Regions from separate parts of the Homo sapiens genome. Here region 1 is linked to region 2. The links are chromatin loops, found by intact Hi-C in ENCODE. Cell type or tissue: heart left ventricle. All regions are shown on one strand. Links, peaks and the distances in the headings refer to the core of each region. The heading gives the core; the rest is flanking DNA.

Region 1 (8,665 bases), core at 236-8,235, 69 kb before region 2:
ATTAAACATTGGAAATGTATTTGTAACCTTACGTTAGGAAAATACTTTTTCACATAAGACACTAAAAGCATAGCCAATTAAAAATAATAAGTTAGACTTCTGAATATTTAAAACATTTTTTCTCCAAAAGACACGATTAACAAAATGAGAAGTGAGGAGGCTTACAGGAAAATGGTTCCAAAAATTATCTCATAAAAGACTTGTTATACAGACATATAAAAAAGCTCCTGCAACTCATTATCAAGAAGACAAATAAATTAAAAATTAGCTGCACATTTTACCAAAAAAATATAAATAGCTAATATAATTATGTTTGAATAGATAATAAAATATGAAAATATGCTCAACATCTATAAACATTAGTGAAAACCAAAATTCTATATCATTACATACCCACCATCATATCTACAATTTAAAAATCCGACAATAACAAATGTTGACAATGATGTGGAGGAACTGGTACCCTCCTATAATATTGCTGAAGGGAAAGTATAATAATATTATAATTTTGGAAAAAACGTTGACAGTTAAACATTATTTACCATATGATTCAGGAATTTCATGTCAAGGGTATACCCAAGAGAAATGAAAACATGTATCTACCCAATGACATGTAAGCAAAAGTTTATAATAACATTTTTTATAAAAGTCAAAGATCAACAACAATTCAGATGTCCATCAATCTGTTCATGGAAACATACTGATATTTCTGTATAATGGAAAATTACTTGGTGATAAAAAGAAATAAACTGTTCATACATAAAACAATACAGATTATTATCAAAAATTTTGTGCTAAGGGAAAGAAACCAGAGAAAAAGGCAACATTGTATATGGTAATAGTCATAAGAAAGATTAGGAAAGGCAAATTTATATAGACAGAGAACAGATCTAAAGTTTTTTGGGGCTGATATTAAAAACAGAAATTGTTTGCAGTAGACACAAGACAACTTTTTATGATGATGAAAAAGTTCCAAAATTGGATTGTTATAATGGTATGACTGTATAGATTTATTAAAAATTATTAAGTTGTACAGTTAAAAAGGGTGAATGCTTTCTGTTTAAATAAAGTTGTTAATTTTTTTATCCTGCCACTTAAAAAATTTAACAAAGTTGAAAAAATGTTAAAATTCTCAATGCACCTACTAACAATAAAACTAATAAATTGTTACAGATTAATGTTTTTAGGAAATTAAAATGAAGGAACTTAATAATTGCAAATACTATTTAACAAAGAAATGGATTGTCAAAAAAGGCATACATTAACCACAAGATTCAGATTATGTAACTAATTGAAATCCAATAATACCATTAGTTTTCCTTATTGAATCTCATTCTCATGGCCCCATCACATACTCTCTTCATTCGTATGGAAAACTGGAAAAGTAATTTACAACACAGTGAATTTACAAGTCCTAATTTCTTCCACCATTTAAAGGAGTCCTGATTTTTGCAATAGATATTGTCCTCCTTACTTCAGTGCAAGCTTCTGTATATTTGTTAAATAATAATAGAGTGATGGGCCTGGCGTTGTGGCTCACACCTGTAATCCCAGCACTTGAGGAGGCCGAGGCGGGCAGATTACGAGGTCAGATCAAGACCATTCTGGCTAACGCGGTGAAACTCCATCTCTACTAAAAATACAAAAAAATTAGCCGGGCGTGGTGGCGGGCGCCTGTAGTCCCAGCTACTAGGGAGGCTGAGGCAGGAGAATGGCGTGAACCCGGGAGGCAGAGCTTGCAGTGAGCCGAGATCGCGCCACTGCCCTTCAGCCTGGGCGACAGAGCAAGAGTCTGTGTCAATAATAATAATAATAACAATAATAATAATAGAGTGATAAACATTTATTTCCATAAATAATGAAAAAATAATAGCATTTCATTAAAACACTATTGATACAATTTATTTTAAAGCAATCTGAAGTCTTAGTCGAAAAATACTTTACTTATAGCTTCATAATTAGTTAATGGTGGATTCAGGTCTTGGAACTTCCCAGACTGGGACTTTACTCACACAATTTCCATTAATTGTTTATAATTTGGTTTCATATTTCAAAGATGCTCTAGTCCAGTGTTTTGTAAGGTATGACCATGACTTATTTATAGGTTGTAGAATTAGTTTGGGTGGTTGTGAATATCAATTTTTTAAATGAGAGAAAATATAGAGAAAAATACAAATCACAGATGGTAAGTTGTGGTGGAGGGTATTTTTACATAATTCTTTCTTCTTTTCCCACTCTCCTGTTGACTTGTCTTTTGACTTTGAGCTTGGCTATATACTTTGCTGTGACTAACAATATATAGAAAGAAGTACTAGTATGTAGTTTTTAGCAGAAGATTTAAGAGCATCTTTTGTCACCACATATGCTCTTGGATACCCATGTACTTCCACAAGAGAAGACCCTGGTCTGAGAATGAGAAAATCAGTTAAATAAACCTGATTGCAACTCTCAGTCTGGAGCCTGACTCAGTAGATTCTATCCAATCCCAGCAGAGTCACAGTTGATAACACAATCATATTTGAGAAAGAATTCATTGTTACTGTAAGCATTAAGATTTGAGGCTGCTTGTTATGCAGGATTATTACAGCAAAACTGACTAATAACCAAGCTTTACGATTGTACTGTGAAACTTTTTTTTCTCTACATATATGTCAACGTGTTTTAGGAATTAGGCCACGCCTATGGTTATGAAATAAAATATATTTTATTATAAGAGTAGTTGGTCAAAAATTTGAAAAGTGTTTTCTCAGTCTACTGAAAAGGGAAAATTTTTTTATCAAGAGGATGATACAGATTTCTTTTTGTTTCTTAAGTGAAGGAACTTTGCTTTTTCCCTGTCCCCTAGCTTTATCGAGGTATAGTTGACAAAATTGTGTATATTTAAGGTGTGCAACATGAGTTTTTGATATGCATATAATATATATATTATATATATAGGAACGATTAACGCAATCAGGTTAGTTAACACATCAATCATCTCATGTAGTTATTTGTGTGTGTGGTGTGAACATTCCAGATCTACTGTCTTAGCAAATTTCAAGTATACAATACAGTATTGTTAACTACAGTCATGCTGTGTATTAGATCCCCAGAATATATTCATCATTTACCTGCATTTTGCACCCTTTGACCAACATCTCTTTATTTCCCTGCCTATACAGTTTTCATTCTAGGGAATTAGTTATTTTAGCATTACCTTTTTAACTAATGGTCAGGCTTAATAATTTTGTTCTTCTTCTAAAATATCTGGGGCAGAATAACCATCAGGAAGGGGTAAAGGAGGGTGTCTGCTGAAGCTGAAACAACTGGGTATCCTCAACAGTCAAGGGCCTGCAGGAGAAGGCACTCAAGGGGCGTCGTCAGTTCTTTCTCTTCTTCTGCATGAAGGAGGTGGCTGGGGAAGCTACTGTGGTTTGTTTCAGATGCAGGCAACAAGAGCACAGAAAATGGTATCTGTTGATGAAGTGTGGCTATATTGGGCCTATGAGTCAGGAGTGTTCCAGAAACTTTGAACCACAGAACCAGTGTGACAGTGACTCAACTCGATTAACTAGGAAGAGTCTTTAAACTGTAGGATGTGGGTAGGGAGATTTTATCCTTTTTTATTTTTTAAATGCTCTATGGGAAAATACTGTTTTGTAGTACTGCTTTTGGAATAATAATATTTTTAAAAATTATATAAGTTTTCAGTTTATTCTGTTGAAATAGGCTAGTGACATATCCCCCTAACTCCAAGAAATATTTGGGTAGCTGTAGCTCAACCCAAAGCTAAAAGTTGTTGGAAAAATTAAAGTGATGATTTGTTTCCTGATAGAATAAATTTTAAAGAAGAATTTAATTAAGAAATGTTTTCTGGAGTAGTTCAGAGAAAAACAAAAATGTAGAAAATAATTATAAAACATGATATAAAAGCTTGGTAAATTTTTTCCTCACTAGGGCTGTTATCAGAGCTGTAGCTTTAAGGTAAACTTTTGATAAATTTGAATAGTTCATTCAATATTTGAATGATGACTAAATATGTTATTAAATTTCATGAGGCCCTGGTGGTAAAGCATTTCCTGAACATACCTGGGATCATCTAGATTTTACCATTTCAATTCAGATAGAGAAAACAAGAGATATCATTAGTGGCCTATATTCTTTCATATAAAGAATAACAAATTGTAAATAAATGTAAAATAATGATAAACCCTAAGCCTTATTAAGATATCAGAGTCATTTTTGAAACACATTTTCTAAGGCCAAAGACTATATATATTGTGTGGAGAGCAGGGTGTTTACCAATTTATGACTATAAGAATGTCATTTTTACGTCACTTTTTGTCTTTAAAAGTTTTACTTTTTTTCTTAAATAATTTTTATTTATTGGCTGGGGGCGGTGGCTCACGCCTGTAATCCCAGAACTTTGGGAGGCCGAGGCAGGCGAATCACCTGAGGTCGTGAGTTCCAGACCAGCCTGACCAACATGGAGAAACCCCGTCTCTACTAAAAATATAAAATTAGCGGGGCGTGGTGGCACATGCCTGTAATCCCAGCTACTCAGGAGGCTGAGGCAGGAGAATCGCTTGAACCCGGGAGGTAGAGGTTGCGGTGAGCTGAGATCATGCCATTGCACTCCAGCCTGGGCAACAAGAGTGAAACTCCGTCTCAAAAAAAAAATTATTTATTATGGTACATAATGGTTGCATATATTTAAGAGGAACATGTGATGTTTTGATACAAGCATACAATGTGTAATAATCAAGGTAATTGGAGCATCCAGTCAGGGTAATTGGAGCATCCATTATCACCTCAAGCCTTTATTATTTCTTTGTGTTTGGAACATCCCAATTTCACTGTTCTACTTATTTTAAAATATGTAATAAATTATTGTTAACTATAGTCACATTATTGTGCTACCAATTCCTTCTATCTAACTGTACTTTTTACCCATTAACCATCCCCACTTTATCCCACCTCCCCCACTCCCCACCCTGCTGCCATTTCCACACTCTGGCAACCATCATTCCACTCTCTATCTCCAAGAGTTCTTTTTAAATGAAAGCTCCCACATGTGAGTGAGAAAGACAAAGATATTTGCCTTTCTGTCTCTGGCTTATTTCAGTCAACATAATGGCCTCCAGTTCCATCCATGATGTTGCAAATGACAGGATTTTATTCTTTTTATAGCTGAATGATATTCAGCTGTATATGTGTTTGTGTGTCACACTTTTAAATCAATTTATTCATTGATAAACACATAGATTGATCCCACGTCTTTGCTATTAAGAATAGTGCTGCAATAAATGTGGGAATGCAGATATCTCTTCAATAAACTTATTTCCTTTCATTTGAATATATACTCAGCAAGGGGATTGCTGGGTCATATAGTAGTATAGTATATTTTTTGTTTTTTGAGGAACCTTTATACTGTTCTCCGTAGAGGCTTTACTAATTTGTATTCCTACAAACAAAGAACAAGTTTCCTTTCTTCACATCCTAGCTAGTACTCATTATTGTCTGTCTTTTGGATAAAAACTATTTTAACTGAGGTGAGAAGGTATCTCATCATAGTTTTAATTTGCATTTCTCTGAAGATTAGTGATGTTCATCTGTTTTACTTATACCTGTTGGCCATTTGTATGTCTTCTTTTGAAAAAGGTCTATTCAGCTCACTTGTCCCTTTTTAATTGGATTATTTGTGTATTTGCTTTTAAAATTTTGTATTGAGTTGTTTGAGCTCCTTATATATTCTGGTTATTAATATCCTGTGAGATGAGTAGTTTGCAAATATTTTCTTCCATTCTGTGGGTTGCCTCTTCACTCTGTTGATTTTTTTTTCTTTGTTGCACAGAAACTTTTTAGTTTGATATTATCCCATTTGTCCATTTTTGCTTTGGTTGCATGTGTTTTTGAGATCTTACTCAAAAAATCATTGCCAAGACCAATGTAACTAGAGTGTTTAAGTTTTTTTCTAGTAGTTTCATAGATTGAGGTCATAGATTTAAGTCTTTAATCCATTTTGATTTGATTTTTGTATATGATAAGAGAAAGGAAGCTAGTTTCATTCTTCTGGATATGGATATCTAGTTTCCACAGCCAGTACCATTTATTGAAGAGACTGTCCTTTTCTTACTGTATGTTGTTGGCACCTTCATCAAAATATGTTGACTATAAATGTGTGGATTTATTTCTGGGTTCTCTATTCTGTCCAGTTGGTCTATTTGTCTGTTTTTATGCCAGTATCATGCTGTTTTGGTTACGATAGCTCTGTAGTATAATTTCGAGTCAAATAATGTGATTTCTCCAGTTTTCTTCAAAATGTTCAGCATGGCATTGGTTATTCTGGTTTTTCTTTCTGGTTTTATATAAATTTTACAATTATTTTTTCTGTTTTTGTGAGGAATGTCATGGGTATTTTGATAGGGATTGCACTGAATCTGTAGATTGTTTTGGGCAGTATGGTCATTTTAACAATACTGATTCTTTCCATTCATAAACATGGACTATCTTTCCATTCTTCTGTCATTGCTTCAATTGCTTTCTGTAATGTTTTATTTTAGAGATCATTTTAGAAATCTTTCATTTCTTTAGTTAAGTCTATTCCTATATATTTTATTTTATTTGTAGCTATTGTAAATGGAATTAGTTTCTTTTCTTCAAATTGTTTGCTGTTGATGTATAAAATGCTACTGATTTTTGTATATTGATTCTGTATCCTGCAACTTTACTGAATTTGTTTATAAGTTTTAAAAGTCTCTTAGTGGAGTCTTTAGGTTTTTTAAAATATAAGACCATATCATCTCCAAACAAGGATAATTTGGCGTCTTCCTTTCTAATCTGGATGCTCTTTATTTCTTTCTCTTGTCTAGTTGCTCTGGCCAGTTGAAGAAAAGTGGTGAAAGTGAGCATCCTTTTATTCTTCCAGATCATAGAGAAAAGGCTTCAGGTTTTCCCTGTTTGGTATGATACTAGCTGTGGGTTTATTATGCATGGTTTTTATTGTGTTGAGGAGTATTCCTTCTATACAATTTTTTAGAGAGTTTTTATCATGAAGACATGTTAAATTTTATGGAATATTTTTTCAGCATCAGTTGAAGTTATGATATGATTTTTGTCCTTCATTTTGTGATATGATGTATTACATTTATGGATTTGCATATGTTGAACCATCCTTGCATCTTTTTTGTTGTTGTTTTTATTTTATTTTATTTTATTTTTAATTTATTTTTTTATTATACTTTAAGTTTTAGGGTACATGTGCACATTGTGCAGGTTAGTTACATACATATACATGTGCCATGCTGGTGTGCTGCACCCACTAACTTGTCATCTAGCATTAGGTATATCTCCCAGTGCTATCCCTCCCCCCTCCCCCAACCCCACAACAGTCCCCAGAGTGTGATGTTCCCCTTCCTGTGTCCATATGATCTCATTGTTCAATTCCCACCTATGAGTGAGAATATGCAGTGTTTGGTTTTTTCTTCTTGCGATAGTTTACTGAGAATGATGATTTCCAATTTCATCCATGTCCCTACAAAGGACATGAACTCATCATTTTTTATGGCTGCATAGTATTCCATGGTGTATATGTGCCACATTTTCTTAATCCAGTCTATCATTGTTGGACATTTGGGTTGGTTCCAAGTCTTTGCTATTGTGAATAATGCTGCAATAAACATACGTGTGCATGTGTCTTTATAGCAGCGTGATTTATAGTCCTTTGGGTATATACCCAGTAATGGGATGGCTGGGTCAAATGGTATTTCTAGTTCTAGATCCCTGAGGAATCGCCACACTGACTTCCACAATGGTTGAACTAGTTTACAGTCCCACCAACAGTGTAAAAGTGTTCGTATTTCTCCACATCCTCTCCAGCACCTGTTGTTTCCTGACTTTTTAATGATTGCATCTTGACCATGATGAACGATCTTTTTGGTGTATAGTTGAATCTGGTTTGCTATTTTTTTGTTTTTGTTGAGGATTTTTGCATCTGTATTCATCAGATACATTGGCCTGTAGTTTTCTTTCTTCTTCTTCTTCTTTTTTTTTTTTTGGTGTGCCTTTGCCTGGTTTTGATAGCAAGATAACATTAGCCTTGTAGAATAAGTTTGGAAGTATTTCTTTATCCTTGATTTTTTGGAATAATTGAATAGAATTAGTGTTCCTTAAATATAGGTAGATAAATTCCTGGATTGATCCAGGAAGAAATTGAATCCCTGAATGGACCATTAAAGAGCTCTGAAATTCAATCCGTAATAAATAGCCTACCAATCAAAAAAAGCTGAGGAACAGATGGATTCACAGTTGAATTCTACCAGATATACAAAGAAGAGCTGGTAGCATTCCCACTGAAACTACTCCAAAAAATTGAGGAGGAGGGACTCCTTCTTAACTCATTCTGTGAGGCCAGCATCCTCCTGATATCAAAACCTGGCAGAGACACAATAAAAAAAGAAAACTTTAGGTTAATACCCTTGATGAACATTGATTCAAAAATTATCAACAAAATACTGGCAAATTGAAATTAGCAGCACATCAAAATCTTATTCACCATGATCAAGTAGACTTTATTCCTGGGATGCAGTGCTGATTCAACATATGCAAATCAATAAATGTGATTCATCACATTAACCAAACTAAAGACAAAAACCGTATGATTATCTCAATAGATGCAGAAAAGGCT
Region 2 (8,665 bases), core at 161-8,160:
ACTGCTTTGATTCTTTTCGTCTCCCCTCCCCACTTTTCCTAATTTTTTATCCATCACCTGTGTCCTCTGAGAGCTCCCTTTCAGAGGTGGTATAAATTCCTCTCGCACCACCAACCTTTCACAGATGTTCCCTCCAACTCTTAAAGAAATCCTGGCTCTGTGCTGAATTTTTTCCTTTTCTGTTACTCTCAGAAAGGAAGGTTTTTCTGGTCTACTCAAAGCCTGCAAGAGGGATTGGTCTTCCTTGGACTATTTGATGCCACTTATAAAGAATTTTTCTTGTGTCTTTATGCCGAGCTGCTTTCCTTCTTAGTTCATGCCACCCAATGTTCTCACCTTTAGCTATTCTTATTGTTATAATGAAACAACCCACACTGTGATGATTCTCCTGCAAGTACTGATGACATTAGCACCCAGCTCACAGTCATCCTCTACAGCCCATGTTGTGCCTTCAAACTGAACAATTTCAACACACATGGGGCCAATCTAGCCAACATTTCTGCCTCAAGGTTTTTTGACACTGTCAGTTCTATTGACCTTCAGCATACTTCAACTTCCTACTCTGACTCAATACCACAAAAAATTTAAACTCTCCCATCACTACTGCTCATCCTCCTATCTTTCTCATATTTTAAGGTTCACCATACCTGCTCCCTGTTACTTGGAGTCCTTCAGTTCCTTGATTCCTCAATTACCCCTGCTCTGTTAGTCTATGAGTATACACCGAGCCTCATTCACTTTCTTCCTTCTAGACTGAGTACAGCTGGTGGTTGGATGCTTTCTCATTGAACTCTCTTGCATTCTTGCCATTTCATTGTATCCCATTCAGGAACATTCATCCAGGGAACTGAGGCCTGACGACACGAACAATTCCCAAGCTCCCCTTTCTCTGAAGCGAAGGTAGTTACAGCTGCATCCATTATTATCTCATTTAGCCCTTGTCATCTCAAGACCAAGCTCTCCTCCTCTTGACCCTTTTCTCCCTGGTTTCTTTTAGGATCTTGTTCCATCAATAAGGCATCTTTTCTACTATATGGTTAATGTTTTCTCCTGCCTCTTTTTTTTAATCTATTCTTATTTTCAGTCAATGATGCCATTATTTCCAGAGTCACTCAAGTTAGAAATTGGGAGCAATTTTGCCTGTTTTTATCTTTCATGCCCATATGTACTTAATAATAGTAGTAGTAATTATATTCAGTCACAGAGTGACTACAACATGCCAGCCACTGTTCTAAGTGTTCTATATATGTTAATTCATTTAATTCTCAAAATTATTCTATGAGCCAGATATGACTTTTATTACCATTTCACAGATAAAGACATTGAGGCACAAAGAAGCTGAGAAGCTTTCCCAGGAACACCATGCTGATAAGTGGTGAAGCAGAGATGAAGCACCAAATGCTGGTTGTAACTCCTGACCGTAATACGAATTTTACCACTACAGTCCTGTTGCCCAGCTCCAGGCCCTTACAACTCTTATCTCCATTGCAATAGCCCCCCAAATGGCCTCTCTGGCTCTGGGCTTGTGCTCCTCAGAGTCCCACTCTGTAACATTTCCCCCATAGATTGCCTTAGCAAAAAAATCTTAATTTGACTTCACTGCTTAATAACCATGAGTGAATGAAGTAAAAATCAAGACTGTTTTGTTGGAATTCATTCTGAAACTGTTTGTTTTTTAAAGATTTTACATTAATGACTTACCAATTTTGAATGGGGCTGAAGAAGGGAATGAAGTAGTTACATCTCATACTGAGACTAATGGGTTCAAATCCTGATTCTAGCACTCACTAGCTATTGGATATGGGGCAAGTTACTTAACTCCTCTGTGTATCAGTTCCCCATCTTTAACGCGAAGTCATAATAATATTTACATCATAGGGTGGTTGTGAGAAATAAATTAAATTAATTGATATATGTAAACTGTTTTTAAGTGTGCCTGGTATAGAATAAATTGCTATATCAGTGTTAGCTATTATTACCAACATGTGGAAGCTAGGCAAGCTGGTTGGAGAACAGGATTAGAATTCAAAATAGTCTTGATAAACTGTCATACTTTTCATCAGGAGACAATAATAGTGTGCCTGCCAGAATTCATTATAGTACATATCTGTGATGAGCTGCATAACATTGCTTTGTGATGGAGATCTTGCACTTGGGTTCTGAATCATGCTGAAGCTGTCTTTTGGTATTTGAAGTTGCCCTCCTTGATTTGGAAGCCGAAATAAAGGCCATTGCCAAAGTAATTCCATATAGACATGTATCCTCTTCCAAACACGTGTAAAGTTTCTTTTAGACAAGAGTAAGGACTGTAATCCACATGACATAATTTTCAAGATACTATATTAACACCCCAGAAAGCCAAGAAATCAATCTCCCTGCCACTACAGCCCTCTAGGAAACATCTGTTGGACTATTTGCCATGAGAAAGAATAAAAGAAGGCCTGGTCGCCCCGGCTTAGTGGGGGAATCAATCCAGGAGGGTTGATGGAGGTGGCCTGCTGGCTTGGGAATGGTACCTCACTCCGGGTTTTTGAAAGCATAGAAGTATCGTAAAAGATGGTACAGACAATGGTGGTGGTTCATGTTGGCTTGTTCTCCACATCATTCAACTACTGGGAATAGTTATTGTTCAAAACCTGTCTGTTGCTCAAATGCCTATTCCACCTTCTTTGGGCTCTAAAAGAGCCAGTCCCACTGAACATGTGGTTTGTACAAAATTTGTACAAATGTTTAGAGTCCAGTAATTTATATTCTGGTTAAAACTGGCCATATTTGGCAGTCAGATATATGAAGCAATGCTAGATTTTGAAGTGCATGATAAAGAAAGAAAACTAAAGTTGAATTCCACCTGACCTTAGAAATAAGTAAGTACCTTACAAAAAGAGGAGGAGGGTATGGGAACTAAAAGAGACAGCTTGACAGCAGACAGAAAACGATTTAACACCCAGACAGGGTAGAAAATTGAGATCCACAACTATGGCCAAAAGATACAACCCGAACGAACTGCTCCGAAATGAGAGCTAAAGGACACGAGCATTACACAGACTTTTCCCATCACAAGATGTAAGCTAATCTACTTTGCTAAAAACAAACACATTTCACCCTTGAGAGTGTATTAAGAGCTCTGAAAAGAGTCTGAGATTTTATTTGTAAGACACATTTCATCAGATATTCAGCATTTTCACTGTAGAGTTCCTAGCCTCTGGTGTTCTTTACTTTCTGATTCCTGTGAGTTAATGAGAACCACGTTCACTCAAGGAGCAAGTCACAGCCTAACATTTTCCTAACCCTTCTGTTTCCCAACAAGCAAAAAAGCTTTTATGTCATTTTTTTTTCTAAATAAAGGTTTCAAAGAATTTAACAACAAACTGCCCACACATATTTTTATAAATAAAGCAATGGTCCAAACAAGTTAGAAAGTGCTATATCAATTTCCCTTTCTGGGGTGGTAGCGGTAACTATTGCACCTGTTTTTCTCTAATAGTACCATTGTATTTTCAACTTGACAACATTGAAGAATATCTTAGAATTTGAAGAAAACGTCAACAAACGTTTGTTGAGCACGGGTACAGCCAGTGCTACTAATCATGTAGCATAGCATAGCTATACCATGTTTAGTGTTCCTGCAGATATCGCAGATCATTCTGTGTCTGTTTAAAGGAATTGTGTGTTAAAATATTGCTTTAAATGACCTCACAGTGAATATATTTTCGTCTGTGCTCCACAGTCAGAAAGTACATAGCAATTAAAATAATGGTTAACTGCAAACTCACCATGTTGATGATTTGCCATATACTGACAGAGGTACTAAAAATATTCTGAGGAAGACAATCCGATTATTTGATAGGCCTGTGGTTAAAAAGATGATAAATGCTGGGAGTAGGGAATTAGTGGAAAAACGAGTCATGTTAATCTGAGTGGTGTTTGAAATGAAATAATACATATGCCATTTTAAACTGAAGGTCATTGACTTACCACCTCATGCTTCACTTATAAGGCCTGTTACAGAAACAGTCTTAAAAGATAGCTCAAATTGAATGTGGAATCTGGAAGTTGTCTTTTTCTCTTATTTTTAATTCATTCCACCTTATCAAATATTGTCCTTTCTAGAAATCCTTTCTTTTGGTGCCTGAGCTCATCGCCGCCTTCTGCATGCCTCCTTCAGCTGTCTGGTGTAAGCCCTCATCCTTGCCTGCCCAGACACAGGCAGTGGCTTTTACCCTGCTCAGTCACCCTCCAAAGCCATAACCCAGACCCACCCGAAACATTTCTATGACCACATCATTCTCTTGCTCAAAGTCTTCAGCTGTTTTCTAAAACCTGATGATCTAATCTAAGCTGAACCCAAAGCACAGGCATCTCCCCAAAACTGGAGTTAAGACTGATATATGGGAGAAAGGATAATGGATATTTAAAAAGTTGGGGCTCAAAGGGTTGACACATTGAAGTGTTTAGTACACAACTAAGGCATCTCACTCAATTTGATAGGCAGCAGACATCTATCAGTTGGTGGTTTGTTTTTTTTTTAGATCAATAGTATACTTTAGAAAAATTAATCTTGCTGTGGTGTTTAGCATAAATTGAAAGGAAAATTGACTAAACTACTGCAGTGATTTTAGGGAATAGATAGTGAGGCTCTGAGTAAGGATGATGGCAATGAAAATGGAAAAGAGAGAGGTATGAGTGGAGATGTCATAATTTGTCATTGATGGTAGGGAAAGAATCAGGAAACAATGAGAAATATAGTCAAGCATTTGCAATAATTGCTCGGAGAAATCTTTTATTGCTTAGTTTTACCATCAAAGATTTAAAAATAAGTTTCTGTTCAATCCTTCCTGGAAGAAAGTGATTGTGAGTTTGATTTTCCAAAAGGGTCAAGTAGAGCAAAAATTGGTGTTCAGCGATATGCCAGCCATAGCCAGAGAGCTCATGGATGCTTTGGCCATGAACTCCTGGCTTCAGCTTCTGTCCTGTGGCCTCTGCAACTTTCCTGAACAAGTACCAGTCACAGCACGAGAAAGACTTTACTTACTGTCTACAAAGGTCACACCCATCAAAACATTAAAACAGTAGTTTTAAGCAAGAAAAGGCACCATCAGAGAATTGCCGTGCATTGGCGATAGTGGGTGAGGGGTCTTTCCCGTTACAGTAGGCACCAGCGTTCAGAACAGACTGGCTTCTGCAATCTCAAAACCCCTCATCTCGGGGAGGACGTTGTAGGTCACCTTATCAGCTGTGCAGCACTGGGCTATAATTGCATCATCGCCACAAGATAATCTCCCAGGCTACTATCCTAGTCCACATTCTACCAGAGTGATAAACAGCATAAATAAATACCACAGCCATTTACTTAGTTTGCTGTTTTTAAGGGTTTTCAGCTGGGAGAGGACCACATGGCCTCTGTACAGCTGTTTATGGGTTCTTTCTAACTGGATGTGAAGCACTGAGTTCTAGAATTCTTGGAAGACTGCCTTTTCCTCTAAGCCTGACTAAGGTCAAGTCCACCTACAACTTCATATAAACGTCTTTGGGCCACGTTTACAGGAAAAGACCATCCACTGGTTGGACCGAACGACTGAAACTTTTGAACTGTTTCCACACATAGCAGAATGTGGTTTGCTGGGATTCGCCCACTTAGCAGCCAGTCACTAAGGCATTCGTTGGAAATGAGTAAGTTGGGAGGCAGGAAAGACTGGCAGATTTTTTCTTTCTATCTCCCTCTTCCCTTTTAGACTCAAAGAAACGGTATGCATGTGGACAGAGGTGCCAAGCCCTATGGCACTTGTGGTGAAGGAGGCCATTCTTTGAAACACTTAAAGGCCAAAGTGCTCCTTTTAGAGGAAAATACTTCTAGCACTATACTGTGGCCTTTAACTTAATTAGTCAATTAAAGCAAGAAAGTCTCTCAAAAGAATCATGCAAATAAAAGGATGTTGCTTCCAGGGAAAGAAAAGTCTTTTGCAATGCTGAGACCAGAGGTGTCAGTCTAAATATTTTCCAAAGGGTATTATTGTTATGTGCTTTAAAAAATTCATTCTAGGTTCTCAGTGGGCTCCTATCCTGGGATCTGCAGGTACCTGCATTACAGACTTAGGAGATGAGCCCTCAAAAAACTCTTGCTATTGCAAGTAAAAATGTCAATTTATATTATTCCCATTTCAAAACTTAATTTTTGGTTAGGTTAAATAAGCAACACAGTTAACAGTATCATCTAGAGATTTTTGTTGTCGTTGTTAGGACAACATGAAATTTTAAATATTGAAATATATGGTATTTTACTTTAAGTTCTCGGATACATGTTCAGGATGTGCAGGTTTGTTACATAGGTAAACGTGTGCCAGAGTTTTTTGCTGCACCTGTCAACAAGTCACCTAGGTATTAAGCCCAGCATGCATTGGCTATTTATCCTGATGCTGTTCCTCCCCCCACCCCCAATACCCCCACCAGCCCCCAGTGTGTGTTGTTCCCCTCCCTGTATCCATACGTTCTCATTGTTCAGCTCCCACTTATAAGCGAGAGCATACGGTATTTGGTTTTCTGTTGCCATATTAGTTTGCTGAGGATAATGGCTTCCAGCTCCATCCGTATCCCTGCAAAGGACATAATCTTCTTCCTTTTTATGGCTGCATAGTATTCCATGGTGTATATGTACCACATTTTCTTTATTCAGTCTATCATTGATGGGCATTTGGGTTGATTCCATGTCTTTGCTATTGTGAATAGTGCTGTAACAAACACACATGTCTTTATAATAGAATGATTTCTATTCCCTTGGGTATGTGCCCAGTAATGGGATTGCTGGGTCAAATGGCATTTCTGGCTCTAGGTCTTTGAGGAATCACCACACTGTCTTCCACAATGGTTGAACAAATTTACATTCCCACCAGCAGTGTGAAAGCATTCCTGTTTCTCCACAGCCTTGCCAGCATCTATTGTTTCTTGACTTTTTAATAATAGCTATTCTGACTGGCATGAGGTGGTATCTCATTGTGGTTTTGATTTGCATTTCTCTAATGATTGGTGATGTTGAGCTTTTGTTCATGTTTGTTGGCCGCATAAATGTCTTCTTTTGAGAAGTGTCTCCATGTCCTTTGCCCGCTTTTTAATGAGGTTTTTTTAAAAACTAATATCTTTGCCTTTTTAATGGCACTTATCAAATGTGGGGATTCCATAGTACTTCTAATCAGTTATAAAATTCCTCTACTCTGTTGGATTTAGGCACTAACTTTAAACACATGAAGTCCTAAAACACATCTTTAATTGAGAACGTTTTTCCAATAATTACACATACTTCTATATTCTAGCTTTTATTCTCACATAGAACTCATATTGTAGTGGGGGAAGATAGTAAAATACTCAGATACATAACATGTCAGTGTTTAGTGCTTTCAAAAAATAGAAAGGACAGGAGAATGTGAGAGAAGAGGGAAACTTGTGATGATATCTAACAATGATTGATATATCATATAATAAAAAGGTAAAAAATTAATTAATAAAACATGTCAGGCTATCACCTGAATTATTCAGGCTCTTAAGAACCTGCTACTGGCAAAAACAAAAGACAATTTATCTTCCAGTTTGGTTTTCTTCATTGATTTAATTCATAAAATGATTAATTAAACTTTTCATTTCGTTTGATCTCATGTGACCTCATGACTTTGATTTCTTCAGCCAAACTTAAGAGTGGTGACAAAATCTCATTTGGAAAGCATTTGGAGAAAATTGTTATTCTCATATGGAAGGTGTTTTAATGTCAGTTGAGCAAATACTTCTTCCCTTCTAAGTTTCATTTACTCATTGGGTCTTTCAGATCTATTTGATGCATTTACCATTGCAGTTTCCCATCATAAATTTTTCTTTCAGTACTTATATTTATTCACAATATACGACAACCAAGCCATTTTGTATTTAAATGATGTTGAAGACTGCCAGGCATTTTTTCAGATATTTGGAAATAAAATATAGTTTTTTGTGATACCCTTCTCTCTCACTGAGTATATAGTCACCAGACTTTTTTGGGGGTAATTTCAGTGGAATATTTCTCTCTTTTCTTATTAGCTCAATAGATGATATTACAGAAAAGCTAATTTCCAAGGAGTTGACTAAAATATGTAACTTTTTTTTACAGAAATAGAATAATTTTGGTTAGAAATAGTAAATGTTCTCACATGTTAAATGTTATTAACTACTCTTCAATACTGAATTTCTGAAAAATAATTTCCAGATAAGTCAAAAAGTACAATACACTGCTACCTCTGTGTTCAGTACTTCATAGACATTCTAAGTCTTGCATTTGCTTTTGTGATAATGATTCGTCAATGTCCAAATTTTTTTAATTCAAAAAATTATTTACCTACCACATGACCTCATAAATATTTTGTAGGAAGGATGTTCTAATCTACTTCTGCACTCTGATTTTGCAGAATCTCTTTCTATGCATTTTCTGTGTTTATTTTTAAAAGTACATTTTATGAGTTTTTCCTCATCATAAGATAAATTCATGCTTATTGCAGAAAACTTGAAGAAATTATTCAAAATGTTACTCTGCAAGAAAAAAACTTAGGGGATGTATTCTTTAATCTTTTGCATAAATGTTTGCATTTAGGGTTTGAAATTTTAAAGTCTTGCAAATTTTCCTGTGTCATTAAGTCTATACGAATTTAAA

Evidence for each region. Peaks named below come from ENCODE experiments on the same cell type or tissue, not always from the same donor. Only the 100,000 strongest peaks of a DNase experiment are listed, where the experiment ranks them.
Region 1: a loop joins it to region 2, with 22 times the contacts of the local background. A loop is called at or near these places in 1 of 110 quality-filtered maps.

The regions. Positions count from the first base shown.
Region 1 is chr13:22,353,882-22,362,546 of GRCh38, forward strand. No RefSeq gene overlaps it. Among named protein-coding and RNA genes, the nearest start is that of LINC00540, 150 kb to the left of the region's middle. In heart left ventricle, for the core only: no CTCF peak of the experiment used is centred there; no DNase peak of the experiment used is centred there; H3K27ac peaks cover 994 bases.
Region 2 is chr13:22,423,003-22,431,667 of GRCh38, forward strand. LOC107984599 (a long non-coding RNA gene) reads left to right here and starts at 5,054. Exons shown (of 3, transcript XR_001749779.2): 1 at 5,054-5,670. In heart left ventricle, for the core only: no CTCF peak of the experiment used is centred there; no DNase peak of the experiment used is centred there; H3K27ac peaks cover 3,793 bases.